6 separate regions of the Homo sapiens genome follow, and all the other regions are linked to region 1. The links are chromatin loops, found by intact Hi-C in ENCODE. Cell type or tissue: PC-3. All regions are shown on one strand. Each heading gives the region's core, and the rest is flanking DNA. Links, peaks and the distances in the headings are about the cores only. Region 1 overlaps BABAM2 (BRISC and BRCA1 A complex member 2). Region 2 overlaps RBKS (ribokinase). Region 3 overlaps BABAM2 (BRISC and BRCA1 A complex member 2). Region 4 overlaps BABAM2 (BRISC and BRCA1 A complex member 2). Region 5 overlaps BABAM2 (BRISC and BRCA1 A complex member 2). Region 6 overlaps MRPL33 (mitochondrial ribosomal protein L33).

Region 1 (4,000 bases), core at 1-4,000:
GATATACTTTAGGCATACTGTCGAGCAACACATCTTGTGTCTAAATAATCATTTCATGATTTGCTTATCAGATTCATCCCAAGGACAGAATCAAAAGCTCTGCTAAAATTGGGATAAATTAAATTTATCTTTTGCTTCCAATGTACTATACTCATCATTCTGTAATAAGAATTGATCTATTAAGAATTGTTTTTTACAAAGCAAAATTGGTTAGTCCTATACTAGTCCAAATGTTGGCAAACTACTTTTGTGATTCTTTTTCTGAGTTCTTTCTAAATATGTATGTCAACCTGCTCTATATAACCTTCATAATTATCTTTTACTTTCTTTAATGCAGAAACTATGCTGCTGCTTTTCAAATCTTTAGATACTTCCTTATCCCACTGGAAGATTCCCAAAATTACCTAGTGTCCTTCCAATTAAGAATTTCCACATAAGACATCATCTTTTAGTGCCTTTGTATCACTCATTTAATAAACATTTCCTGATTGTCTACTGTGTGGGTCATCGGCAACAGATCTTGGAAATCACAGAGGATTCTTGCTCCTAGAATTTAACAATATATTATTTTAGAGACTAAAGATTTGGTTTGATAGAAATAATCTGGACATCAAATTCTTTCATATCTCAAATCCAAAAATTTCTTCCTTCATGCCATCCTTAGCGCACTATCAGGATTTGGGGTGTTTCTATGATGTTATTGCTTGATACCCATAAATCTGACATAAATTTGGCCTTCAAAAAGTTTACTATTTTTCTATAAAGCAGCACAACTTATCTTTCCTTTCCCTTCATTTATGTTAGGAACCAGAACATAAAAGAAACCAAGAGCTACATTAATAATCTTGTTTAACTCTACAGAAGATATGGTTTTCGTAAAGATGAAAAGAAGACAACTCAGAAGTATAAAAGATCTGTGCCATCATAGATTATTAAGAATACCATTTAAAATAATTCATGCATGAGGTTGTATCCTCTTTATAAACAGGTTCCTCTCTTAGGTGAACTGGGGTAAAGGTAATCACCATTCTACAGGAAAAAAAAAACATGTTGCCAAAATGTGACCTGTGAGTCATAAGAAAGGAGGAAAATTGCTCATTTTTCTAAATCTCACAACATAGGTCACCCATTATGGAATGAGAAATCAGAAACACTAAAACGATACTTTTATTTTAACATTAAATAGTCCAAAAAAAGTGCTTTAACTATCTCTGTTCGTATAGTTTGAAAATCCAGTGCAAATATTCAAGTCATACCCAAGGTAAATAGTCTTACCCAATGCTGATATTAGGAATAGAAAAATCTCAATGTTAAGGGAATAAAACACAGAGAAGAAATTAGGCCATGTTACTGTCCTTGACAATCAAAGCCTAAAACAAAATAAAACTAAAAATTCCCGTGTGACTCTGAAGACAAGCATAACTTCATTTGCAATGGGGAGGAAACTTCCACTAATGCACATATCTGTGTTATGGAAAAACCAGACAAGATTTACAAATGATATAAAAGATCACTCAAGTTTTTGCCCTAGACCAACAAAACGATCAGAGTAATTTCAAATTGCTACCTAGTAACTTTAGAATTTGCCAAAGTTTGAAGTTTTTTGTTCTTTAAAGGAAGAAAGCAGCAATGAGTAACAATAGTGTGCTTCCTGGCCTTAGGAAGAGTGAGACAGGAGCTCTCCAGCTGCACTTCCTAGCAAAGTATGCCAGCTGCCTTCTGCAAACTGAGATCAAATTGCCAAGAACTTACAGGAGAGCAGTTATGATGGATGACCTAAAATACTGATCTGTTGCAAAGAGGATGTAGTGCAAACCACACAGGAACTGACAGGAAATCAGCCCTTGGGCTGGCAACTACAGATTCAAGAAGGCTAGGAATCCTGGACCTTTGACAGCCAAATTTCATCATCTTCCTTTGTAGGAAGAGTTACATTTCTGAGAGAGCAGTCTGAAAAATCTTGTACAAAGCTTTTTGGTGTCTATTACTATTTAATAATACTGCCCCCTGCCTGAACCACTGGTTTCCTCACATGTGTTAAAAGCCCATCGAAGGTCCCAGAGCACTACTTGACCAAAAATCACATGTTTGCTGGCACACACCTTCATTCTCTCAGCCACGAGCCCACTGAATGCCATAAATGATTCACAGGCTGTCATGGTGGTAAGAAGAAAAACTAATATTTGGAGTTCACCAAATAGTGAGTCATATTTCTGGAAGAAAAGAAAGCCTTACAATTGGCAATGCTTTGGCATGAAATTTTAAAAATTGTTTTTAACATTAATATTAATTCGACGAAAGTTGGCAAAAAGAAATTGATTGAGAAACGTGATATTTGGTCGGCTTATGCCACATAAAAGTCCAGTTCATGCTCCAAGAAAAAGGATGAGTAGGATATCTATTACCTATTTCTAGACTTGCCTTCTGTACTCACTGCTGCCAAGTTACTCATTCTCCCACACAACACTTTCCATACTAATTTTGACCCTTAAGAATCAAAAAGAAGTCTTGCCTTCTTTGCTCCCAAATGCCAAAATGGAATCTTTTAGTATTTCACCTTTATAAAGGGAATGTTTGAAAACAGCCCTCTTTGGCTGTGACATCAGTGAGTTGCTGAGGCCTCCAAGGGCCGGAGGAAGCATTCCCAGTCCCTCACAGTGCTGCTGCACTCCTACGGTGCAATCTGGCAATGGCCAGCGACCAAATCTTTAAAGCTGTTTTATGGTATTTAACATATGGTCATAAATTGCTCAGTGCTCTAAAGAGGGGCTAAATTTGCCGCCCCTATTGATGAGACATGTTCTTATTTATTTAAATTTAGTGGCAAGCTGGCATTTCTCCAGATGGAGAGGTTTAGGCATAAGTACAAAGGAAGAACTAACTAGAAATGAGTTGTAACTTTTCTATACACTGAATGCAACCCCACAAACTCAGGCTTCTGTGCCCAAGTTTGTGCACCGCTATCAAACACAGCTTACCAAATAGAAAGACAATAATATGAAAAGACTCTAATTTCTAAGGGCCAAGGAGGGATGAAACAAATTTTATTCAGACTGGATACGAATTTTGTTTTTAATCTCCTTCTCTTTCTCCTCAGGCTAGCTCTATTCCCACCCATCTCTCTTACCTGTCTCTTTATTCCCCTCACAAATTAGATGTATCTGGTCTTCATCTGAAATCCCACATCTGCAAAACTCTCTAGAACTTCCTTAATCTTCTGGCATTCACCTTCTTATTTTGCCATATTTTTCATTGTTTATTTTTTAATGGTTTTAATTTTCCATCACTAAAAACATGATCATACTTAAACATTTTGTTCCCTTCCTTTTACGAGCTAGCCCTGTAGCCAAAGGCAGAAAAAAAGAAATATTTTTTTTTTTTTTGGTGAGATCGTTGGTAATGATATTAATGTAGATGGTATCAAAAGAGAAGTGTGGGCCCAGTGCGGTGGTTCATGCCTATAATCCCAGCACTTTGGGAAGCCGAGGAGGGAGGATCACTTGAGCCCAAGAATTCGAAACCAGCCTGGGCAACATATAGAGACTCTGTCACTACGGTGGTTCATGCCTGTAATCCCAGCACTGTGGTAGGCCAAGGCAGGAGGATCACTTGAGCCCAAGAATTCAAGACCATCCTGGGCAACACAGGTAGACCCTGTCTCTATACAAAGTAAAAAAATTAGCCAGGCGAGGAGCTCAGGCTCCTCCCACCCCAGCTACTTGGGAGCCTGGGGTAGGAGGATCTGCTTGAGCCCAGGAGTTCAAGGCTGCAGTAAGCCATGATTGTAACACTGCACTCCAGCCTGGGCGACAGAGCAAGCCTCTGTCTCAAAGAAAATTAAAAAATAAAAAATTAGCCAGACATAGTGGCACACACCTGTAGTCCTAGCTACTCAGGAGGATCACCTAAACTCAGGAGTTCGAGTCTGCAGTGAGCCAAGATTATACCACTGCACTCCAGCCTGAGCGACACAGCAGGACCTTGTTTCAAAAAAAGAGAG
Region 2 (5,131 bases), core at 527-4,526, 150 kb after region 1:
ATTTTCTTAATCCAGTTTATCATTGATGGACATTTGGGTTGGTTCCAAGTCTTTGCTGTTGTGAATAGTACCACAATAAACATACGTGTGCATGTGTCTTTATAGCAGCATGATTTATAATCCTTTGGGTATGTACCCAGTAATGGGATGGCTGGGTCAAATGGTATTTCTAGTTCTAGATCCTTGAGGAATCGCCACACTGTCTTCCACAATGGTTGAACTAGTTTACAGTCCCACCAACAGTGTAAAAGTGTTCCTATTTCTCCACATCCTCTCCAGCACCTGTTGTTTCCTGACTTTTTAACTGGTGTGAGATGGTATCTCATTATGGTTTTGATTTGCATTTCTCTGGTGGCCAGTGATGATGAGCATTTTTTCCTGTGTCTGTTGGCTGCATAAATTTCTTACAAATTTACAAGAAAAAAACAGCCCCATCAAAAAGTGGGCAAAGGATATGAACAAACACTTCTCAAAAGGTAGTATAAATTTCACAACCCAAACTGCTTAGGAAGAGGATCACATTACAAAGTCTCAGTGACAGGATTTGTTGCTGTTTCTCTGAGCCAGTGGTGGAATTTTTTTTTCCTGGTTCATCTTTTCTGTAGGAGTCTTAGTTCCAGCACTCCACTTTGCTTGAAACCCACCTTTTGTCCAAACATGGCCATTAAAACCCAAGCCCCATGATTACCCGGACCAGCAAACTGCTTGGATGGCCATAGTTTATGCTCTTGCCGTGCTAGTTTTTAGAACTCTCTTTGTTTTTGGACTCTGGGAAAATCTTATTTCTATTTTTTAGATATATTAATAGTAATAAGGCTTCTGTTTTATCCCAGAGTTCTGAGTATCTTGTAGAAGGAGAGTTTTCAGATCTCTAGGCTACAACATTGCTACAAAGAGAAGCCTAAATTGGGTTTCTTCACAGGCAGTGATCACAGTCAAGGTCCTCAGGCTGCCTTTCATCTTATTCTCAGAGCATCGTGGGAGTTCCAAGACTAATGATACAAAAGCAGCCTCTAGAACTGAAAACAGTTCCTTAAGAAATAGGAAATATTCTATTGGAAAGAATGGCAAAATGGAATGAGGCACATCCCACTGTACACTTTCTTATTCAGCACACTCTGAATTTTCCACATGCCACACAGTGGATATACACTGGTATGCCAGGGACACACTGGCATAATAAGACAGTCCCTGGCCACAAAGAGCTTGGAATCTAGAAGAGTGCATAGTCCATACAGCTAGAATGAGAAGTCCCATGGTGATGCAGTGGAGGGGGCCCACCTAGCCTGAGGAGCCCAGGGAAGCTGTTTGAGAGGGTAAGGGAAGGAGCTGAGCTGAAGGATAAGGCAGAGGCAGCTTGGTAAAGTGGCACTCAGGCAGAGGCAGCAGCTCATGAAGCAGCTAAAGGGAGCATGGCATATTTGTGCTGCTTCAAATAGTTCCATTTGGAAAGACCTGAGTACAAAGGAGAGTTAAGGATGAAGTGGAGAGGTGGCAGGGTTGGGTTGTAAAGGGCTTCCTTTGCCACTTCTGAGAATTCACACTTCTGAGGGCAATGGGGAGCCATTTAAGCAAGGGATACATTTGATCAGATTTATACTTTATAAAAAGATTAATATGGCTGCTGTGTGAAGAATAAATTGGAGTTTACAAGACTGGAGTCAGGGAGAACAGTCCAGAGACTGTCGTATTGATCTGGGTGAGAGATGGTGGCAGCCTGGACTAGGGAAGTGGAAATGGGGATGCTGAGAAGTGGGTTTGAGAGCTCATGGGAATTCAGATGACATAAAGATAGTTCATTTCCTTAAAAAAAGTGGGGGCAGTGGGGCGATAACTAAGATGGTTATTTCATAGTTGAAACAAACAGATCATTCTGTCAGTCTGAGTGGTTTTCAGCATATTTTTTACTCCGACTCACATAAAGGCTAAAACCTACTCCCACTAGAAAGAGTTCCTGTCATCAGTGATTCTCTGCAGATAGCACAGAAAGATGCCTGTATAACTTACAAAAAATAAAATTAAAATCTCAGGTGATCCATAAATGCCCTTCCATCCGGTAAATGCCCTTCCATCCAGTATGCCTGCCTTCTAGGGAATGAATGATCTGTGTAACAGGCAAGCATTTGGAGCAGAAATCAATCCTTCATTTAAAGTAACTGACATTTGAAGGTAACTCTTTTGCAACATAATGCTAGTTCAGATACTTGCCCTACCACCTGTGCCTTAGACACTAGCTTATTCCTGGTAGAAACACAGCCTTCACGTAACTATGCATCCTTCCCTGATAAAGTGACAAATCAGCCAGTATATGACGAATTTGGGTTGTGTAGACAAATATACCAGGTGCACCAGCCAAGACATACACAGTTGGTTGTGAATCATCCACACCAGCTTTCAATGCAGTTAGATTCACAGAACAATTGCTCAGTTCCTTCCTTCATTTTCACAGTGTAGACCTGGCTCAAGACCCAAGAGTGAAGCAGCAAGTGTGAAGAAGCAGAAACATTATAAATAACCCAGAGAATCCTTTTATAACAGCAACTGCCTACTGATTTTGTGGCCTAACAGCTCGAGCAAAAATGAATATAAATACAACATTGTGCAATGACTAATTACTCAAAATTTTGTGCATCAGCAGAAGTGGAACCTGTGGTTGGTGCTAATATTATGAAATGCCTTTGCTGTTTAATAATCTGGTAGCTCTGTATTATTTAGCATGCATTTTTCTTGGAGAACAATGATTTTATTTCAAGTACCTCTCACTGAAATAAAAAAGCAGCTGTTAGAAGATGAACATTTAGCAGAAAATATTTTAGCGAGTCTTTTGTAAGATACTAAGTCCTATTGGATTAACTGTTTTCTGTCTAGAATAGTGGGGTCACAAAAAAAAGGGGATTGCTGACCACAAAAGGCAAAAGGCCAACCTTTAGAACTCAGTGAATCACTAACAGACATTTTAGTTTTAATTGCGATTTACTCACCAATATATATACAAAGCTCTCATTAATATTGCCTGAAGAATGGGCCCTTTTTAATTCCATTTTTAGCTCGCTCTCAGGATTCCACTTCTCTTTCATTAACATGGAATTCTTTAAATTATAGAATAAATTAACCCACCGCAAACATTTTGGGCAGAATGGGGTTTTCAGCAATTTTCAGCCTCCACAGGCCATTCTTCTCAGCAGCTTGCCAGCCAGCAGAGCGGTGAGGGCCATGGCTGGGAGCAGCACCTGCCCCTGAACTTGAAGAGAGGCTAGAGCAGCCCAATGGGCTCCTGGCCCAAGCCCACTCTCAGGGTGACAGTGTCCTTCACATGTTCCTCAGGCTGGCCAAACAAGGGGTGTGCCAGTGCGTAAGCCACATCACCATAAGGCTGCTGGGCACAGCCAGTTTCAGCCAAAGAACATTATGGTTGAGCTGCATTAATGTGCCCATATTGACTCAGGGACAATTTTTACATTATTATAAGCAAAACAGAAAATGTTCTCTTTTAAATTATCAAGAAATGTGAAAAAACAAAGAGTTTCATTTTATCTCCAGTTCCCATTCCTGGGGTGAAGTGGGTGATAGGTAAAGATTAAAAATGGAAGAGTTTTCAGAGATGGCTGAAGATTACCTAGAGGGTGAGGCTCAGGCTTGGGCCGAGGGTGGAATGAGGTATAGAAAAGGGAAAGGATCAGGCATGTCTGTTCTGTATATTATTTGGCAATACAAGACAGTATATCTACATTTTTTACAAATGTTATCTCAAAACACCTTCGTCAAAATGCTCCACTTCAGTCCTGGTCTGACCAGCCAGCCCAGAGCCCATCACAAACTAACAAAGCTGAGAATGGACCCTGAGACACGGTCAGGCCCCAGATGGAGCCAGCCAGTGGCCTCTGTCAATATGAACTAATGGCTGACTTGGACTGGGAGCCATTTGTCAACAATAGTGGGGCCAGATCTGTCCATGGCACCAACCTGTGAGGTAGGTTGAGCACCACAACCAAGCACCTCAACCTGTGTGAAGACTGAGATGGCTGAGACACACTGCATCAGGCAGGGGATTTCTTTTGTCTTTGACTCAATTTTAGATGGAATCCAAGTGATGCAGTTACTATGATTATCTGTACTCTTTCTTAAAAATGGTTACTAAATACTTGTAGGGTACCAATAAAGGAAGAATCTGGCAGTTCTGGGATGAAAGTTAATAGAGTTTTTCTTGTTTTATAGTAGTTGAAATATAATCAATGTATTGAAATTCAGAAGATCAGTGTCATTCGTAATACCACTTATGGTCACTTTGGGCAGTGAAGTGCTGCCCTGAGCATATCTTAGCCCCACCTTACTTTGATTTTGCACTCAACCGCTTATTGATCCTTCTCTGTTCTCACCTATCTTAATGAAAGAAGGCTTTAGCCTCATAAACCTCATTCCAGATAGAAATACATAATTCAAGAGAAACACTGATGTCAAAGAAGAGAAGGCATACCAATTTGTGTCAGCATTTGCTGTAAATTAGAGAGGAGTACAGGGAGAGTTTAATGTAATGTAGAATTGGAATTAAAATAGAACCAATATTTAGGCAGTCCTCCACCTCTTTTTTTCCCTGCTGTGACATGAAGGATTGACTTTCTCCCAGCTTAAGTACCTAATGTAGTTCATTTTTTTTCCTTTCTGCTGGGATTCCCCCCCACAAAATACTACATATTTATTTCTGGCATCCAAAATTAAATATTTTCACCTTTTCCATTCCAATCACAACCAAAAACTCAGGGTATGAAGAGTTGGAGTTTCCCCCTCATCTTCCACACCTTTGCAGCATAGAAAGGACCTCTGGTGGCCGGGCACAGTACCTCATTCCTGGAATCCCAGTACTTTGTGAGGCCAAGACAAGAGGATCGCTTGAGCCCAGGAGTTGCTGGGCAACAATAGAGAGACCTCATCTCTACAAAAAAATTTTTTATAGCCAGGCGTGGTGGCAAATGCCTGTAGTCCCAGCTACTCAGGAGGCTGAGTTGGGAGGATCGTTTGAGTCCGGGGAGGTCAAAGCTGCAGTGAGCCGTGATTGCACCACTGCACTCCAGCCTGGGTGACAGAGCAAGACCCTGTCTCAAAAAAAGAAAAAAAAGACCTCTGCCATGCCAGT
Region 3 (4,000 bases), core at 1-4,000, 280 kb before region 1:
TTCTGCAACTGCACAGAATCAGCAAGGCCATCATTTCCTTTTGCTACGCTTAGAGTAGGCATTGGATTAGATTTAGCCTAAACTCTAAAGATGGCTAGGAAAATTCCTGTGACTTCCTATAAACAAGAGGAAGGCTTTTTGTCTCCTCTTTGTGTATGCACAAATAACACAGAAGGCACACATCTAACCAGAAGGTTCTAATGATTTCATAAGGATAGAAAGCTGATTAAGAAAAAAATAATCCACAGTGCAAGAAAAATAAATACAATATTTATGTCCTGTAGGTACAGGTTGAATATCTGTATAACATACAGAATGGCAAGATCCAAGCTACTCATCGCTCACTTAGAGAAACAATCCTTGGCATAATAAAATTCTGAAAAAGAAAATAAGCTGGATGCTTCCCTGGAGTTGACAGTAATAGGCTTTGACTTATATAAAATATTACAAGAGAAGTCTTTAATCAGTCATTAAATTATATACATGGAAGGAAAACAGTCTGAGTAATCCTTTAAACTTGAAACCCTCTCCCTCTCTCTGCTTGGATTGTGTCATTCCGAAATACAGCCGTTAGACAAAAATTACCTGTAATGATGGAGAAAAGCAGAGGTGTGAAGAGATCCAAAGGCCAGGTGTTCTGCTGCCAGGCCCATGTTTCCGCACCCTGCTTCGGTCACTACCAAGAACTAACACATGTTGCTAGGTGCTTTATCACATTATCTAATTAAATGCTCTCCATAGTTCAAAGAGGTGGGAAGTATCGCTGTAATTTTACATGTGAAAAAAACGAGGCTCAGAGAACAGAAAATACTGCCTAGGTTCACACAACTAGACATAGGTAAAACCAAGATCTGAACACAGGTTTGCCTGTCACCGGAGTTCAGGCTGTTTCTGCTGAAATATGTTACCTCCCTGAGAGGAGGGGGATTTTAATCATGGAAGACTACAGGGATGGGAAGAAACAGTAGGTCTGGCTATCAGGGAGCCAGGCCAGCATCCCAAATGATGAGGGGCTCCTAGAGGCTTCAGACCGTCACCAAAGTAGACACTGTGATGTACGGCTCATCTCCGTTTACAATTTCCCACACAGCAGCAAGCAGGAACTCCTCTTAATTTTGTTCATACCTCAGTACTCTCCCACCCCAACCACCAAACAATCAGATTCATTTGATCTCAAATGTGATGGACCAGACACTCTGGCAGGTCTGATTCTGAATGACTTGGTTGGCTGTCTGGGGTGAGCCTCAACAGGTGCAAAGCACTTTAGGCACTACGAAAGATAGTTTTAACTGAGAGTTTATTTTTTAAAGGACGTCATTTCACCCTTTATTTAACCCAGTAGTTTCTTAGCTTGTAAGCGTCCAAAATCTACATCCAGTGTCACACACTGATAAGTGCTGCTGATTCATGTATAAATATCAGCCTCATGGGTAAATATTTAACAAGCTTGCTATAGCCTGAATGCTGCCCTGATCATGCTGAATAAACTAAGTAAAGTGCCATGAAATAAAAGAGTCATTATGTTTTCAGAGGGTGCAAGATGGTGGTAAGGCCTTGTGATCTCTAATTCTTTAATATTCATGAATCAAAAAATATTGGGCTGAGCATGTACAACAGGAAACTCACCCTGTGCAGAGATTCCAGGGCTCACTCAAGACATTCCCGGGACTGCAGGGCTGGCTGAAGAGAAGGCAGGGCCTGACTAACCCACTAAGTGGCTGGGGAAGAATTATGAGGAGATGAAAGGGACCACTTGGCACTGATACTTCTGATCCCCAGAGTGGTGCGGGGAGGAAGCGGGTGAGAAGGAAATCCGTGTGGCAAGGGCTCAGGCTTAACCTGGGAGGAGAAAAGGGTGATAGGGCTGTTCTGATGAGAAGGTACCTTCTCTCTCTTCATGGAATAAAATAAAACATGAAATTAGTTGATCATTCTTAGAACTGAAACTTAATCTGTGGATATAAATTAGAAGGATGAGGCCAGAGTTTTAAAATCTTTTCCAGTGGTAGGGGTAATTAAATAGATGAAAATGAAACCAGAAAAGCATTTCCAGGTCAGTCTTGTTGGCTCTAAAACTCAAATGTAAGAACTGTCTATACTGAATGTATTAATACTAGTCTTTTCCATGCAAATGAAACTAATAGAGCCCTTTGTGAACTTCGGTCTGTCTGCAAATTATCACATCTCTCATGCAGTCATGAGCCACATGCAACATTTCAGTTAATGATGGACCCCATATATGACAGTGGTCCCATAAGATTACAATACCGTATGTTTACTGTCCTTTTCCTATGTTTAGATATGTTTAGACACACAAATACTTACCATTGTGTTACAATTGCCTGTAGTATTCAGTATAGTAACATGCTGTGTATGTTTGTAGCCTAGAAGCAATAAGCTCACCAGATAGCCTAGGCGTGTAGTAGGCTCTACTATCTACCTAGGTTTGGGTTGGTACATTCTATGATGTTTGCACAACGACAATACTGCTTAATGACACATTTCTCAGAACGTGTCCTGGCCATTAAGCAATGCATGACTGTATTGAAGACTTAACTTGGCTGCAACGTGACGGCATAAAGGAATTGTTTTTATTTTGACTTAGAAAAATGCAGGGAGTCAGCCTGTCTGAAAGCTTGGCTTGGGACAATGGGGTTTTGATTCTGACCCATTATGAAACAGCAACTCCCCTTCCTCCCACGTGGGGTTTTACCTTACTGGTCAAGTAAAATGAGCAAAACATAATTTAGACTGGAGAAAATCAGAAGGGCTAGTGATTCGCAATCATAATTCTTGCTTCTATCAAGTTTTCTTTCTTTGGTTCTACTCAACTTTCTCACCAGTTCAGTGGGATAGCACCACTCTCAAAGACACCTGACCAGGCACAGTGGCTTGGGCCTGTAATCCTAGCACTTTGGGAGGCTGAGGCAGGATGACTGCTCCGGGCCAGGAGTTTGAGACCAGCCTGGGCAACATAGCGAGATCCCATCTCTAAAAAAATTAAAAATTAGCCAGGCATGATCGTATGTGCCTATAGTCCCAGCTACTCAGGAGCCTGAGGCAAGAGGATCAGTTGAGGCCAGGAGTTGGAGGTTACAATGTGCCATGCTTATACCACTGCACTCTAGCCTGGGTGACTGATTGGGACTCTGTCTCTTAAAAAAAAAAAAAAAAAAAAAAAAAAAAAAAAAAAAAAGACATCTCTCTCAAAGCATTAGAATGGTTAGAGTACCAATTAGAGTTACATTAACACAAAAATAGCACCAAGCACTCCAAGAGAGACTTTACTCTAAAAGTCTTCTCTGTCCAAGGGTCATGACAAGGCGTTGTCAGAGACATTTGGGTCAGCCTTAGCATCCTGCTTTTGCCCCTGAATTGGGTTCTGAGGGAGAGGAAGTTGACCTGGCTGCCTCCTCCACAGTATGATTCAGGAGCCGTTGGAAGTTGAAGCATGGAAAGGGGAACATCCAGGATGTAGAAACAAGCAGCCTGCAGACTCCAAGCTAAGAGAAATCCTAAAGCAATGTGTGCTGCCTTCAATCCAATTCAACAAACACTAACTGTATGCCTAACTATGTCTAAGGACTTGAGTTTCCCATTCTGAACACACGACTAGGGTACCAACGATAAGTCCTTCCAAAGTAGAGGAATGCCAGGGACCTCAAGAATCTGGGGCACTCTGTAATACTAGATTATGTTTCCTGGTGGCCTGCCAGCAGAGCCATTACCATGAAACAACTCACTGTTATTTATTGAGCTCCCACTTTTGCCAGACACTCTACTGGGCATTTTGTGATCTCTAAACCTCACAACAACCCTGCCGTGTAGACCTAATTAGCCCCATTTACAGATGAGAAAACTGACATTCTAAGAGTCTAAGTATCTTATCCAAGATAACCCAGCAAGTAAGTTGTAGAGGTGGGCTTAAACCCAGGTCTTTCTGGTTCCAAAGTCTATGTCCTTTTTCATTAGGAATTCTTTCACAGAAAGATGAAGTAGA
Region 4 (4,000 bases), core at 1-4,000, 170 kb before region 1:
CACTCCAGCCTGGGCGACAGAGCGAGACTCCGTCTCAAAAAAAAAAAAAAAAAAAATAATAATAATAATAATAATAATAATAAAACACTCTTTGGGGCCAGGCACTGTGGCTCATGCCTGTAATCCTAGCACTTTGGGAGGCCGAAGCGGGCAGATCACCTGAGGTCAGGAGTTCGAGACCAGCTTGGCCAACATGGTGAAACTCTGTCTCTAATGAAAATACAAAAAATTAGCTGGGCGTGGTGGCTGGTGCCTGTAGTCCCAGGTACTCGGGAGGCTGAAACCCGAGAATCACTTGAACCCAGAAGGTGGAGGTTGCAGTGAGCCGAGATTGCACCACTGCACTCCAGCCTGGATGACAGAGTGAGACTCTGTCTCAAAACAAACAAACAAACAAAAAACAAAAAACAGAAACATTCTTTGGGAGGCCGAGGCAGCAGAATCACTTGAGCCTAGGAGTTTGAGACTAGCCTGGGCAATAGAGCGAGACCCGGTCTCTACAAAAATAAAAATAAAAACATTAGGCATGCATGGTGGCACCTGGAGTCCTAGCCACTTGGGAGACTGAGGTAGGAGGGTCACTTGAGCCCAGGAGGTCAAGGCTGCAGTGAGCCATAAGCATGCCACTACACTCCAGCCTGGGTGACAGAGTGAGACGCTGTCTCAAAACAAAAATTAAACATTCATTGAGTGTCTGCTACTGTAAAATCCTGTTCTAAGTGCTGTGTCAGATATATAAAAAGACAAGAGAATGCCTATAGATTATTGATGTTCATAAGCTCCCATATTTGAGTATAAACAGCTGTGTCATATTGGTTTTTAAGATGATGTGTCCATGATTTATAAATTAGAGCAACTAAGGTCGGAAGGGGTAAAAATGGCTCAGTATTTTTACTAAGAATGCTAGATAGTGACCACATCTACTCACAGACAGAAATCAGCCAACTGTAACTAAATGACTCACAGAGAATTTTAATAATACATTTCAATCAGAGTCTGTAAAAACTCTCTCTGCTGATGAAAAATCTGTCCTGTCAGAAGTTCCCAACCAAATCTGCTTATAATCCATTTTCAATGAACCTCAGCTTCCTTTGAAGTAGAATAAGCTACTAAAGCATTTCACCCACAATAAGCACACTGTGAATTCAGGCCTTACAAAATTCATTACTGATGAATAATGTTACTTGGTTATAACACAAATGCGATATCAAACTACTTCTGCCATGTAGCCTGAATGTTGTGTAAAATTATACGCAGCTATTTCGATGCAGCAAAATAAAACATGTTATCTTTTTAAGCTATCTACTTTTAATATTAGCTTTACTAACTTCTGAGTCAGTTTTTGCTAAATATTTTGAAGAGGCTAGTTACATTTTACAAATAACATTAATAGTTACAAATAAGTAAGAAATTGGGCCAGATGTTTAGCAGCCCACTGTAGGCTACAACCATTCGAACTCCAGGGAACATCTGGAAGGAGTCTCAATTTTGGACTCAGTCTGCCTATTCTTTTCTCTCTACAAAGGTACAGTATTCATGTCACTAAATGCACAATAACACTTGCCAAAAGGGTGTAGTGGCAAGTACTAACTGCATTTACTCTGCAATGGAAACTCTTAATATGATGAATTTTTTAAGAAAACAAAAGTCAATGAAGAGAAATAAATGTAAGAGTTCAAGAGTGGCAAAAGAAAGAATGAGACATATTGGTTAGCAAGAAGTAGCACCAGGCTACCTCATGTTAATGACACTTACTGCTCAATTCGAGGTGACAAGTACAGCTTGGGGTACACCTGGGTGGCTTCAGTGTCCTCAAAACTAACAGAGAGGAGGGCCACATCTTCTCCAGGGTCTTCATTTACATCCTTAAACAAGAAGTGAAAACACAACATCAGCACCTGTTCTCCTAACATCTTATTAGTGTCAAGCTCACAGTCCACTGGCATTGAAGCCATGACTGTGAGTTACCCTTATTCCACTTTAGCTTAGCTGCTTTGCACATCCTTTCCACACACCTACCCACTCCTCTAGAGGGATGGATTTTAAACTTTCTGAGCAAAGCCCACCACAGCAAAGCGAAAGACCTCCACCTATCTCACTTGTTCCCACATTCAGGAGGTAGGGGGCGGGTAGTGAACCTGGTGGTAACAAAGAATTCAGCAAAAATATAATTAAGTTGCAGTAAACATATTACTATAAACATAATTTACATCCTACAACATCAAAAAACATTAAAATATCCAGTAATTTTCTTACACCTACCTTGACAGTATGTTGTAAGCTATTTAAATAGCAAAAATTTGCAGGAAACATATCACCATGAAGAGTGTCACCATACAAGCAAATGACAAGGGGGTTAGGTACACATCTACTTTGGCAAAATGATAATGGATGATTCATATGTGAATCATGAGACATACATATCTTAAAAGTCTAGTTATAAGAACACTATAAGACAAAACATTGTTGATCCAAGTATGTACCAATAAACATTTGAGATTAACCAAATAACACACAATAAACTAAACTGATAATGATAAAACTAAACTTACTGTAATTTATAATTAAAAAGCAAGAATAGCAGGAACTGAATATTATAACCAACTCAAGCCAACGCTGATGATACACTGATGAAGTGTCCTGAATCAAAACTGTGGAATTTACAACTATGTGCATGTGCTTTATGATTATTGCCAAGCACCAAGTGTCTGCCAGACTTCTGAATAAAATACTGAATTAAAATAAATCTCGTGGCACACATTGATTTTAATTTGTGAATACCAAATTTTAATAACCCTTAATTTATTTTTGGTTGGTAGTGGCTCCAAGTCAAATATAAAAATTTTAAACACTTAATTACTAAACACTTAATATGTGTTAAACACTTAACATCTTTCACTCATAGAGACTGGTAAGAACGGACCTATATTTCTGGATCAGTTCATAGGTCCTTAGGAAGGTTCAGCAGCCACACCAGCAGCAAGAGAGGGAAGGGTCACACCTAGACTTTAAGACTCATTACTCGGCTGGGCGCGGTGGCTCATGCCTGTAATCCCAGCACTTTGGGAGGCTGAGGCGGGCGGATCACGAGGTCAGGAAATCGAGACCATCCTGGCTAACACGGTGAAACCCGGTCTCTACTAAAAATACAAAAAAACAAAATTAGCCGGGCGTGGTGGTGGGCACCTGTAGTCCCAGCTGCTTGGGACGCTGAGGCAGGAGAATGGCATGAACCCGGGAGGCGGAGCTTGCAGTGAGCGGAGATGGCACCACTGCACTCCAGCCTGGGCAACAGAGCGAGACTCCACCTCAAAAAAAAAAAAAAAAGACTCACTACTCATGAGCTTGACATTGTATCTTCAACCTCAAATACAATGTCTTTTGTCTGTCATGCCACCCCTTCTTTTCCTTCATCCTGGGAAGCTGGCCATCACTCATCCTGCTCAACTCCGGAACCTTCGGTCTCCTTGCTCTGCATTCTCTTGTGTGTATAAGATGGATGAGTGTGACATGTATACACAGGGACAAGAACCACAAGTCTCTCCCATCCTAAAAAAGAAACATTTTTAAAGGAAAGGAAAGAATCTTGTTGAACTCTACAGAGCTCCTTGGATTCCCTCTCCTCTCGCTCCTCCCCTTCACAGACTGCTTGGAAGAGATATCTACACACTCTCTATTCCCTTCTCTTCCACTTACCCTTAGCCCACAACGATAGCCTACTACTGACCCCACAAGTTCATGAAGACCATTCCCACTAAGGGTAACCACTAAACACACCAAATGCTTCTCTGCCCTTTTCTTACTTGATGTCTAAACAGTATTTGACATGGGTGACCACTTGCCTCTCGAAACTCTCTTTTCTTGATGGTCTTTTCTTGTCTCTTTGGCCACTTCCCTTTCCGTTTTCTTTCTTTTTTAAAAAATTAAGGACTTCATGTCTAAAATACCAAAAGCAATGGCAACAAAAGCCAAAATTGACAAATGGGATCTAATTAAACTA
Region 5 (4,000 bases), core at 1-4,000, 130 kb before region 1:
AACTTAACATCTTTGGTATTTTAAAGACGGATGAATAGGTCAAGGTGAGAAATGAGTTCTCCAGTGTCATCCAGCCCTTTGATATCACAGGCAGAGATGGAACTACTCCTTCCCAACCCTATAATAATAAAAATAGTCTACTCTCCTCATCCCACACCCTTTCCTGATATATCCTATGCAAATGCAACAGAAGATACTTTGCAACTGTGAGATGCTAATACCTATGTATCACCTATCCATCTGGTTAAAAGACTCTCTATTAAAGGAGTTTGTATTTTTTTCGCATCATTTAAAATCAAGGACAGTACTGATTGGCATAAGGCCCCATTTTTATTGTTTTAGGACTAGAAAACAAAAGGCTTAATGGATATTAAAGCTAACATGAAAACAAATTGACTTTCTTATCTTTATAGAAAATCTGAAATTAAAAACTTCAATTTATAAGGGTAGTATAAATGGAAAATATATTGTTAAGGCTCAGGTATTAGGAAAATAACAATCATTATGGTAGATGAAAAAAACACTGATATCCAATATTTCTATAGCACTTGGCAGTTAAGAAAATATTTTTTGTAGATCTCATTTGATCCTCCCAAAATGCAGGAAAATAGAAAAATAAATAATGTATCCTAATTTTCAGGGTGAGAAAACAGGTTCAGAAAGTTAATTTACTAAAGTTTACACTAACAGCAAATGGCAGATCTGGAACTTGAACCCTTGTCCTCTAAAGCAGAGAACAAAATAACGCTACTAACCCCTGGGCCCTTTGGTTGGCTGAACATAAAATTTACACACAAAATGTCCAGAGGTAAACCAGAAGACATCTCTATCTTAAAGAATAGAGATCTTAAAGAAGTATAATAATCCCCGGGGAATGACCCTAAGCTAGAAGCATACCTATGTATTTCAACTTCAAAATTAAAGATTCCGATAGGTGCTATCTACAGGAAAGAAAATACGGACATGAAAACAACAGCTAGAAACTGCTGGGTGCAGTGGCTCACACCTGTAATCCCAGCACTTTGGGAGGCCAAGGTGGGCAGATCACGAGGTCAGGAGTTGGAGACTATCCTGGCCAACACGGTGAAACCCATCTCTACTAAAAATACAAAACTTAGCCGGGTGTGGTGGCGCACACCTGTACTCCCAGCTACTCAGGAGGCTGAGGCAGGAGAATCACCTGAACCCAGGAGGGGGAGGTTGCGGTGAGCCAAGATCACGCCACTGCACTCCAGCCTGGCGACGGAGCGAGACTCCATCTCAAAAAAAGAGAGAGAGATAATTTACCTTTCTCAAGGATTTACAAGGAACTACATGCTTTGTGGCAAATACAAGCACTCTGTCATTTGGCTATGTCATGATTACTACCTTTTACTCATGTACTAGGAGTTAAGAAGTTAAAAGCATAATACCTGTTAACAAAGACAGGTAAAAATTATTCTAAGATTAATCTGAACACGGAAATGGAAAAATTCTGACTAATGTATTATATCTGTGCTCTGCTAACTTGTCTGAGGACACAGAAGACTGTCAGAATAATCTAAATAATAGTAATATAAATAATATAAATAATAAATCCCTAAATCTTTCTATAAAATAATGCTAACTCATAAAACACACACAAAGAAAAAAAATACCACAGAGTTTAACAATGATAACTGGTAGGTAATTTCAAAACAAACATTAATCGCATTGAAGGTAATTTGTGGACACTAAATTTTTTAACAGCATATTTAACTTTACTGCACTGAATACAAAATCAGAACCATTCTGCCATTATGTAACTAGTGGAATATTAAGTCTTCTTACTCATAAGATTTGAAATCAGAGGACCTTTATTGAAGTAGCTGAGCTAACAACACTGGTTTATGAGCCTGGGCAAGTTACTTAAAGTGCACAAAGTGTTTCCTCATCTGTAAGATGTAGATAATAAAAATATCCATTTTTTTCTTGTCAGGTTATCATAACTTCAAAAGTAATAATGCATTTCATTATCTATTACAATGCCTAGAAATCTATCACTTAGGTTCTGGCCCAAAATCTGACTGTGAAGAAAAGAAAGAAAATCAGGTGCTAAAGTTGTATTTTAAAATCACTTAGCAAACTGCCCTCAAGACCTCCAGCATTTAGACTAGTGCTAGCAGAGAAAGAGGTGGCCAAGACATAGTTGTTAAATGGAAAAATGAAGCTAGTCTACAGTGATTTTCACTTTTGAATTGCAATATTTGTTATTCTTCCATAGGTTTGGCTTTCCGCGCTTTATTTCTCTAGGTACCATGTCTGTGGATGTTGGTTTGATCACAGCCATCCCAGCCTTATGTAAACAATGGGTAGTCAATATATTCATGTCAAAGGAATGAAGGAGAGCTCTTTCCTCACTGAATCACAGACACTTGGGGCCAGGAGAGTTCGTAAAAATTAAGTATTATGAAATGACGTTTTGACCACTTGTCTTTGTCCCTTTTCAATAAAAAGGAAAAAAAAAACCCTAAATGCACTACTTTTACAATATCTTTTGGTAAGTTACTAGGCCAGGCACTGATTTAGAGACTTAGGATACAATGGTGAATAAAAGAGGCTGCCTCTCCTCTTAGTGCTTATGATTTGTCACATCAAGGCAGGTACACACACACAGATGAACATGGCCTGCTAGTGGCTACAGAATCCCCACAAGATATGTATCGAGATGACAGTGGGTATAGAGATTGCTTTTCCAGATTGGCCCTCAAGATCCAAATGGATTAGGAATAAACATACTTGTTTCCTTTAAAGCAGCAGCTCACAACCTCAGCAATACATTGAAATCACCCTGGAGAGCTTTAAAAACTATAGATGCCTTTGTCCCCCTCCCAGAGATTCTGATTTAATTGGTCTGGGGTGCAGCCTAGATTGGGAGTTTTTAAAGCTCCCCAGGTATGGTCACGGTTGGGCAACACTGGCTTAGAGCAGCTCAGAATTTCCTAAATAACCACCCTGTCCTACAAAAGTCTCCTCACCTGGGAGAACAGAATAATTGCAGAAGCCCAAGGGCCATCTTCGTCCACACCTGTAGCTCCAGAGCAGTCACCTTTAAGCCCTAGGGTTAGGCAAGGGATCCTAAGAGCAAGTTTTAAGAGAATCACTGGAGTTGTAAAGAACTATGGCAGTCACCACCTTATGTACCCCAATGGCAAATGTCAGGAGAAAACAGTCATTTAGGATTCTAAACATCTGGATGAGAACAAGCTGAAAGAAAACAAACTAAAAAGAGAATATTGTAAGTACTAGTGATTAATTATAGATACACACTTGTTTTCTGAGTATTCTTAAACACTTTTTACTGTAGAATTGTTAAAAAAAAATAAGAAAATACAAATAGAGGGAAAATATCACCATAATCTATGACATCTATGTAAGCCAGACTTCTTTCCTGTGTGTGTCTATGTGTTCACATAAACAAAATTTAGAGATTTATGGTACAAATTCTGTTTTGTAGTGGACTATTTTCAGTTAACAAGATATTGTGATGAAGACTTCTGGTTGAGATGACAGATTAAACTACCGAAAGCATTACTGATTTATTAGAAACAAAACCTCGGCCAGGCATGGTGGCTCATGCCTGTAATCCCAGCACTTTGGGAGGCCAAGATGGGCAGATCACTTGACGTCAGAAGTTTGAGACCAGCCTGGCCAACATGGTGAAACCCTGTCTCTACTAAAAATACAAAAACTAGACAGGGCATAGTGGCGCACGCCTGTAATCCCAGCTACTCAGGAGGCTGAGGAGGGAGAATCGCTTGAACCCAGGAGGCAGAGGTTGCAGTGGGCCAAGATCATGCCACTGCACTCCAACCTGGGCGACAGAGCGAGACTCTGTCAAAAAAAAAAAACACCTCATATTGAGGAAGCCCCCAAAGGTAAAATAGAGGTACTGGCAGTTGCAGTGAGAGGCAAGGCTAAAAAGAGGAGTAAAAATCTGTGTAAGCTTGCAAAACGGTGAGAACCCCTCGTACGACAGAGG
Region 6 (5,131 bases), core at 598-4,597, 180 kb after region 1:
ACCAAGTGGACCACGCTGTCTGGAAGAGTAATAGACACTAAACCTCTACTTCCCAGAGATGGGTTAATACACCCAAATACGGAGTTTTTAGTTTGGTACTATAATTAATATCATAACCAAAATCTCATTATTGTAAATATTAGAGTACAGTTCTCTGAAACAAAGTGCTACCGGCCTGGATGAAACACTGAAGGCTAGCTGGGCGCAGTGACTCACACCTGTAATCCCAGCACTTTGGGAGACCGAGGTGGTCATATCACCTGAGGCTGGGAGTTCAAGACCAGCCTGGCTAACATGGAGAAACCCCATCTCCACTAGAAATACAAAATTAGCCAGGCATGGTGGTGCATGCCTGTAATCCCAGCTACGCGGGAGGCTGGCGCAGGAGAATCACTTGAACCCGGGAGGCAGAGGTTGCAGTGAGCCGAGATCGCACCATTGCACTCCAGCCTGGGCAACAAGAGTGAAACTCCGTCTCAAAAAAAAAAAAAGAAAAGATTGAAGACTAGATGCTGAGCAGTAAGGCTTTCATATTTCTATAATGCCTTATGGCACTCGATTAACTTCCATCTCTCTCACACACACACCCACACACCCACACACACACACACCCCTACCTATTTCCTCTTTGCTAAAACAAAAACAAGAAAACACCAGAAATGGAATAATCACCCAAGGAAGATCCAGGAACTTAAACAACTATGACCTAACAATTCCTCACTTGTCCCTATCATACAGACATTTTAGCTTTTTTCTTCTACAGTCAATATGGATACTCTGCATATGAGATTCCCAAGCTATCTACGACTAAGAATGAGCTTATCTAAGTAAGTCCATTCTCACCTCCACTCCTACCTTAATTCTGGTTTAGTAGGGCTAGAGTTGGACTGAAGTCTACATTTTTTAAAACTACTCAATTGATGGGCAGCTGAATTTAAGAATCATTAACCTGTCAACAGAATTTATCTATGATATTAATACACTGTACATAAGGGATCTTTTTAACATACTTCAAATCATGTGAAATGTAAGTAGGATTGATCCTCCTAAAACTCCAAGGAGGACTACAATGCATTAATGCATTACAAGATGGTAGTAAAGAACCAAAACAGTTTCTCATCTATATTACGACAAGAAATATTTCCCCCATGGTTTTCTACAGGGAACTAAAAACTTGGTTTAAAAAAAGGCGGGGGGTAGGGGGGTTGTCTCACTGAAAAGCAATCTGGAGACTATTTAAATGACCCTGACTAGGAGTAACTGATTAAGGTTAGTAGAGCAAGGCTATATTGAGTAGAATTCTTTGATTCATTCACTGCACCTATTCCTTTAACTCAAAGAATAAAATATTTAAGTCCATAGAACTGTGCTAGGCAATGTAGAGTTTACAAAAGTGTAAGAAGACTCCCTGATTTAATACATCAGTACATCATGAGGTGCCCACACAAATGTCCAGTAAACCCCAGAGGAACCTAAAGGTCAGAAAGGGACAGGAATGGTGACAGAAGTCCTCATGGAAAGTGTCAAGTTTGGTCCCTGAAGACAGATCAGCATTTGGATTAAATGAACCAGGAATGGGCATCTGGTTTAGTAGAGGGATTGGTGATAGGAGTCTCAGTGGGGATCCATGGCCTGACCACAGGGATGGGTCTTGATTAAAAAAAAAAAAAAAAAAAAAGTTTTAGATTAATTTGGCTCCATGTAAGAGACAGAACAGGGACTTGGCCAGGAATGGTGGCTCATGCCCATAATCCCAGCACTTGGGAGACTGAGGTAGGAGGATTAGTAGAGGCCAGGAGTTCCAGACCAGCCTGGGCAACACAGAAGACACTGTACAAAAAAAACCAAAAACCTATTTTTAAATTAGAAGGGCTAAGCACAATGGCTCAGGCCTGTAATCCCAACACTCTGGGCAGCCAAGGTGGGCGGACTGCTTGAGCTCAGGAGTTCGAGACCAGTCTGCACAACACAGACCCCATCTCTATTTTAAAAAATTAAATAAATAAATACATAGAAGAACAGGGACTTGAGTGAGAAAGACTCGGTTCCAACTCTGGCTCCACCATTTATCAGCTATGAATCCCTGGGAAAATTTCTCAAAGTACTCTATCCTGCTTTCTTCCCTGTGGGAGAGATAACTATCTCCCTCACAAGGTTGTTGCTGGACACATAGTGCGCACTCAACACTGAGTTGAAATGACACACTGCTACCCACAATTGTAAACATGAATTAATTTTCTGTCAAAATATTTGCTGCTTAATTCATAGAAGAATGAATCTGTCAAGTTCTCTCCCTACATCTAACCAAAATCGATTCTGCTTCAATTACAGTCTATATTGTCTTGTTTAGTCATCCAAGGAATTAAAACTGACAAGTTTTCATTCTCTTTATGATAAACCTTCAATATATTTAAGAAAGTTTAATAAGCTCATGCCTCAGCCTTTAATCCTTCCTCTTCGGAAATTAGCATCTAGTTTTATACGTGGAAAAGGAATTCGAAAGGATAGGCACATGCAGCTGCTTCTTGCCACAGACTATATTATGAAATGCTCAAATAATTGGGAATTTTTTCACGTTTCCTTACCTATTTCCTTCATAAAGCAGACCAACAATCATCGTCCTCAAACTTAACAATTTACTCATCACAGTAAAACATGCTGGGAGAACTGCCAAGCTATTTGGTACCCTGGGCAATGGGGGCAGGCCCCGAGGCAAACATCTTCATCACGAACACGTGCAGGGCATTCAGCAGGTGGGCAGAAAGCCAGGCAGTCTGCTATCCCAGAACATTCTCTTCTTCAGAAAAGACAAAGTTGTGCTGTCAAAGCTAAGACCGTTCCTTATCAGAAAAATTCTAAGCGTCTGTTTGAAATTTATACGTGAATCTTTTCTCCCACTTTGAACTATGATCAGAACTGTTTATGGCTGTATCCTTTCCCAATCTCAAAACTTAAAATCAAACTGACAATTATTAAGTTCCTAATACCTCCATACTAAAGATGAAAAGCCCAATACATTTTTTCATACTTAAAATATCACAGAATGTTACTCAGTCACCCCTTTGACTTTTCACCAGCTGACACAAAGAAATCAGAGGGAGAAAAACATACCAATCCAATTCTAAACCTTATCAATCCAACAGCAAACCTCATCATTTTTCCACCATATGAGGAATCATCCTGAAATTCAGACTCCTTACCATCAGATACAGACCTAGAATTCCCTTTTCACTCTGATAATGAATAAACAGAAATTTGAACACCATAAAAACAGCAAGGAATTTTATTTCTGTTAAAGGATGGAACACAAGAAACTTTAAGCTGACAACTGTGCTTCTTGGAGCCTTTAAAAAATGTCTGCTCATGTTATTATAGCCATTATCTTGTTAAGAAGCAATGGCCGGGTGCGGTGGCTCACACCTGTAATCCCAGCACTTTGGGAGGCTGAGGTGGGTGGATCACCTGAGGTCAGGAGTTCAAGACCAGCGTGGCTAACATGGTGAAACCCTATCTCTACTAAAAATATAAAAGTTAGCCGGGTGTGGTGGCACACACCTGTAGTCCCAGCTACTTGGGAGGCTGAAGCAGGAGAATCACTTGAACCCAGGAGGCAGAGGTTGCAGTGAGCCGAAATTGTACCACTGCACTCCAGCCTGGGCGACAAAGTGAGACTCCATCTCAAAAAAAAAAAAAAAAAAATTAATTATAAAGAGCACAAAATGAACAGCCAGAGCTCTAAAATTAAAAAACACGTTTGCTATTTTTACATAAATCTGCACATAAAATCCAGAAACAGGATAGGCATCCACCAACAGCAATCAGGTGCTGACTCTATTTTTGTTTGTGAGCAGATAATATGGCCTTAGGAACACTTGTCTCTTCTAGATAAATACTTCCATCTAATGAGACCATTTAAAGTTACCATATAGTACAGCATTTTAGTGGATGGCACAAAATGGAAAAATCAAATTTCCTACCCCCACTGCACTAATATATAGAAACCATATTCCTTTAACTTCTATCAGGAACCAAATACTAGCCACTGTCGAACAGATGATGCCAGGACACCATACCGTCCCCTTCTTAAGACACTTGTCTGTTTCCAGAACACTACCACCTATTCTCTTTACATAGCTGGTTTCTCACCTTCAGGTCTCGGTTAACTATCTCCTCCTGGAGAGACCTTCCCTGATTTAGCCATCTAATGTGACTTTCCCTACCACTCTCCAACTTCATCCTACACCTCAGCATCCTGATTGTTTCTCTCACAGCACTTATAATTTGTCATCTTTTCTCCCCCTCTCAGACTAGACTAAGTGCCAAGAGTACAGGGACTTGTCTTGTGTCCTGGTGTATCCCAGCACCTGGGATGTTAAATAGCATCATAACAATCATTCAATACCTATTTACTAAATGAATGCTAGTGTCAGAGGCTAAAAAAACACCTCCAGAGAGTTCAGATGTTCAGCCTACAAAGGGGGCAACAGGCCTTGGAAGCATTAACCTCCCCAGATCTTACCAACTGGATCATAATGCAAAAGAGTCAGTTTTTCCCGCAGTCGGTTTCTCTTGGTGTTGAAGCAGAAACCTGTCCCAGCTTCGCTCACCATTCTCACCAGAATGTTTCTAAGATTAAAAAGTACGCTGTTATGTACGAGCTGACGAAATAAACTAAAATCAGTCACAGGGGGATGGCACATTTTGAGAACTCTGTAGGGTAATATTAGTTGTGAGATATCACTTGGCCCTAAAAGGTTCAGTTGTAAGACAGCCTAAGTTTTCCATGAAACAGTTTCAATGGTTTCAAATCTCTAGGATTTGCTCCACTACACAGAGTTACTTCGCAATGACCTAACCAAAACAATAAGAACAATCAAGCCACATTGCGGGACTAGCCTCAGACATCCACCCTTCACGAGGAGCAGAAGTCAGGAAGGGGAAAATATCAAAATACTGGTAACCACAGCTGGCTAGTGAGGAAATTGTAAAGATCGCTGTCTCAGAACAGCCCTCTCTTCCAGGGCATAAATGATTATATTCAGGAAGGGACAAAATAAAGAGACTAAAGCTTTTAGTTTGCTAATGCGCAAAACCTTGTGCCCCTTCATATTTCATTTAAGTTCCACTCATC

The links. Hi-C counts contacts between places; a loop is a spot of excess contacts. Peaks named below come from ENCODE experiments on the same cell type or tissue, not always from the same donor. Only the 100,000 strongest peaks of a DNase experiment are listed, where the experiment ranks them.
Region 2: it touches region 1 in a loop (9-fold over the local background); 2 of 110 quality-filtered maps call a loop at or near these places.
Region 3: a loop joins it to region 1, with 2.4 times the contacts of the local background. A loop is called at or near these places in 3 of 110 quality-filtered maps.
Region 4: it touches region 1 in a loop (5-fold over the local background); 3 of 110 quality-filtered maps call a loop at or near these places.
Region 5: a loop joins it to region 1, with 5 times the contacts of the local background. A loop is called at or near these places in 4 of 110 quality-filtered maps.
Region 6: it touches region 1 in a loop (2.1-fold over the local background); 7 of 110 quality-filtered maps call a loop at or near these places.

Annotation. Positions count from the first base shown.
Region 1 is chr2:27,953,028-27,957,027 of GRCh38, reverse strand. All of the region lies in intron 3 of BABAM2 (BRISC and BRCA1 A complex member 2), which reads right to left. Among named protein-coding and RNA genes, the nearest start is that of MIR4263, 41 kb to the left of the region's middle. In PC-3, for the core only: a CTCF peak has its summit at 1,994; DNase peaks (open chromatin) are centred at 1,047, 1,807 and 2,087; H3K4me3 peaks cover 2,366 bases; H3K27ac peaks cover 4,000 bases.
Region 2 is chr2:27,807,364-27,812,494 of GRCh38, reverse strand. All of the region lies in intron 7 of RBKS (ribokinase), which reads left to right. Among named protein-coding and RNA genes, the nearest start is that of MRPL33, 38 kb to the right of the region's middle. In PC-3, for the core only: no CTCF peak of the experiment used is centred there; a DNase peak (open chromatin) is centred at 2,324; H3K27ac peaks cover 2,142 bases.
Region 3 is chr2:28,230,982-28,234,981 of GRCh38, reverse strand. All of the region lies in intron 7 of BABAM2 (BRISC and BRCA1 A complex member 2), which reads right to left. Among named protein-coding and RNA genes, the nearest start is that of BABAM2-AS2, 77 kb to the left of the region's middle. In PC-3, for the core only: no CTCF peak of the experiment used is centred there; no DNase peak of the experiment used is centred there; H3K27ac peaks cover 1,406 bases.
Region 4 is chr2:28,127,136-28,131,135 of GRCh38, reverse strand. It overlaps BABAM2 (BRISC and BRCA1 A complex member 2), which reads right to left. Exons shown (of 12, transcript NM_199191.3): 7 at 1,756-1,865. Among named protein-coding and RNA genes, the nearest start is that of MIR4263, 130 kb to the right of the region's middle. In PC-3, for the core only: no CTCF peak of the experiment used is centred there; DNase peaks (open chromatin) are centred at 2,385 and 2,585; H3K27ac peaks cover 683 bases.
Region 5 is chr2:28,087,526-28,091,525 of GRCh38, reverse strand. All of the region lies in intron 6 of BABAM2 (BRISC and BRCA1 A complex member 2), which reads right to left. Among named protein-coding and RNA genes, the nearest start is that of MIR4263, 93 kb to the right of the region's middle. In PC-3, for the core only: no CTCF peak of the experiment used is centred there; a DNase peak (open chromatin) is centred at 2,345; H3K4me3 peaks cover 680 bases.
Region 6 is chr2:27,773,919-27,779,049 of GRCh38, reverse strand. MRPL33 (mitochondrial ribosomal protein L33) reads right to left here. Exons shown (of 4, transcript NM_004891.4): 3 at 4,520-4,626. Among named protein-coding and RNA genes, the nearest start is that of MRPL33, 4.8 kb to the right of the region's middle. In PC-3, for the core only: no CTCF peak of the experiment used is centred there; a DNase peak (open chromatin) is centred at 2,689; H3K4me3 peaks cover 941 bases; H3K27ac peaks cover 892 bases.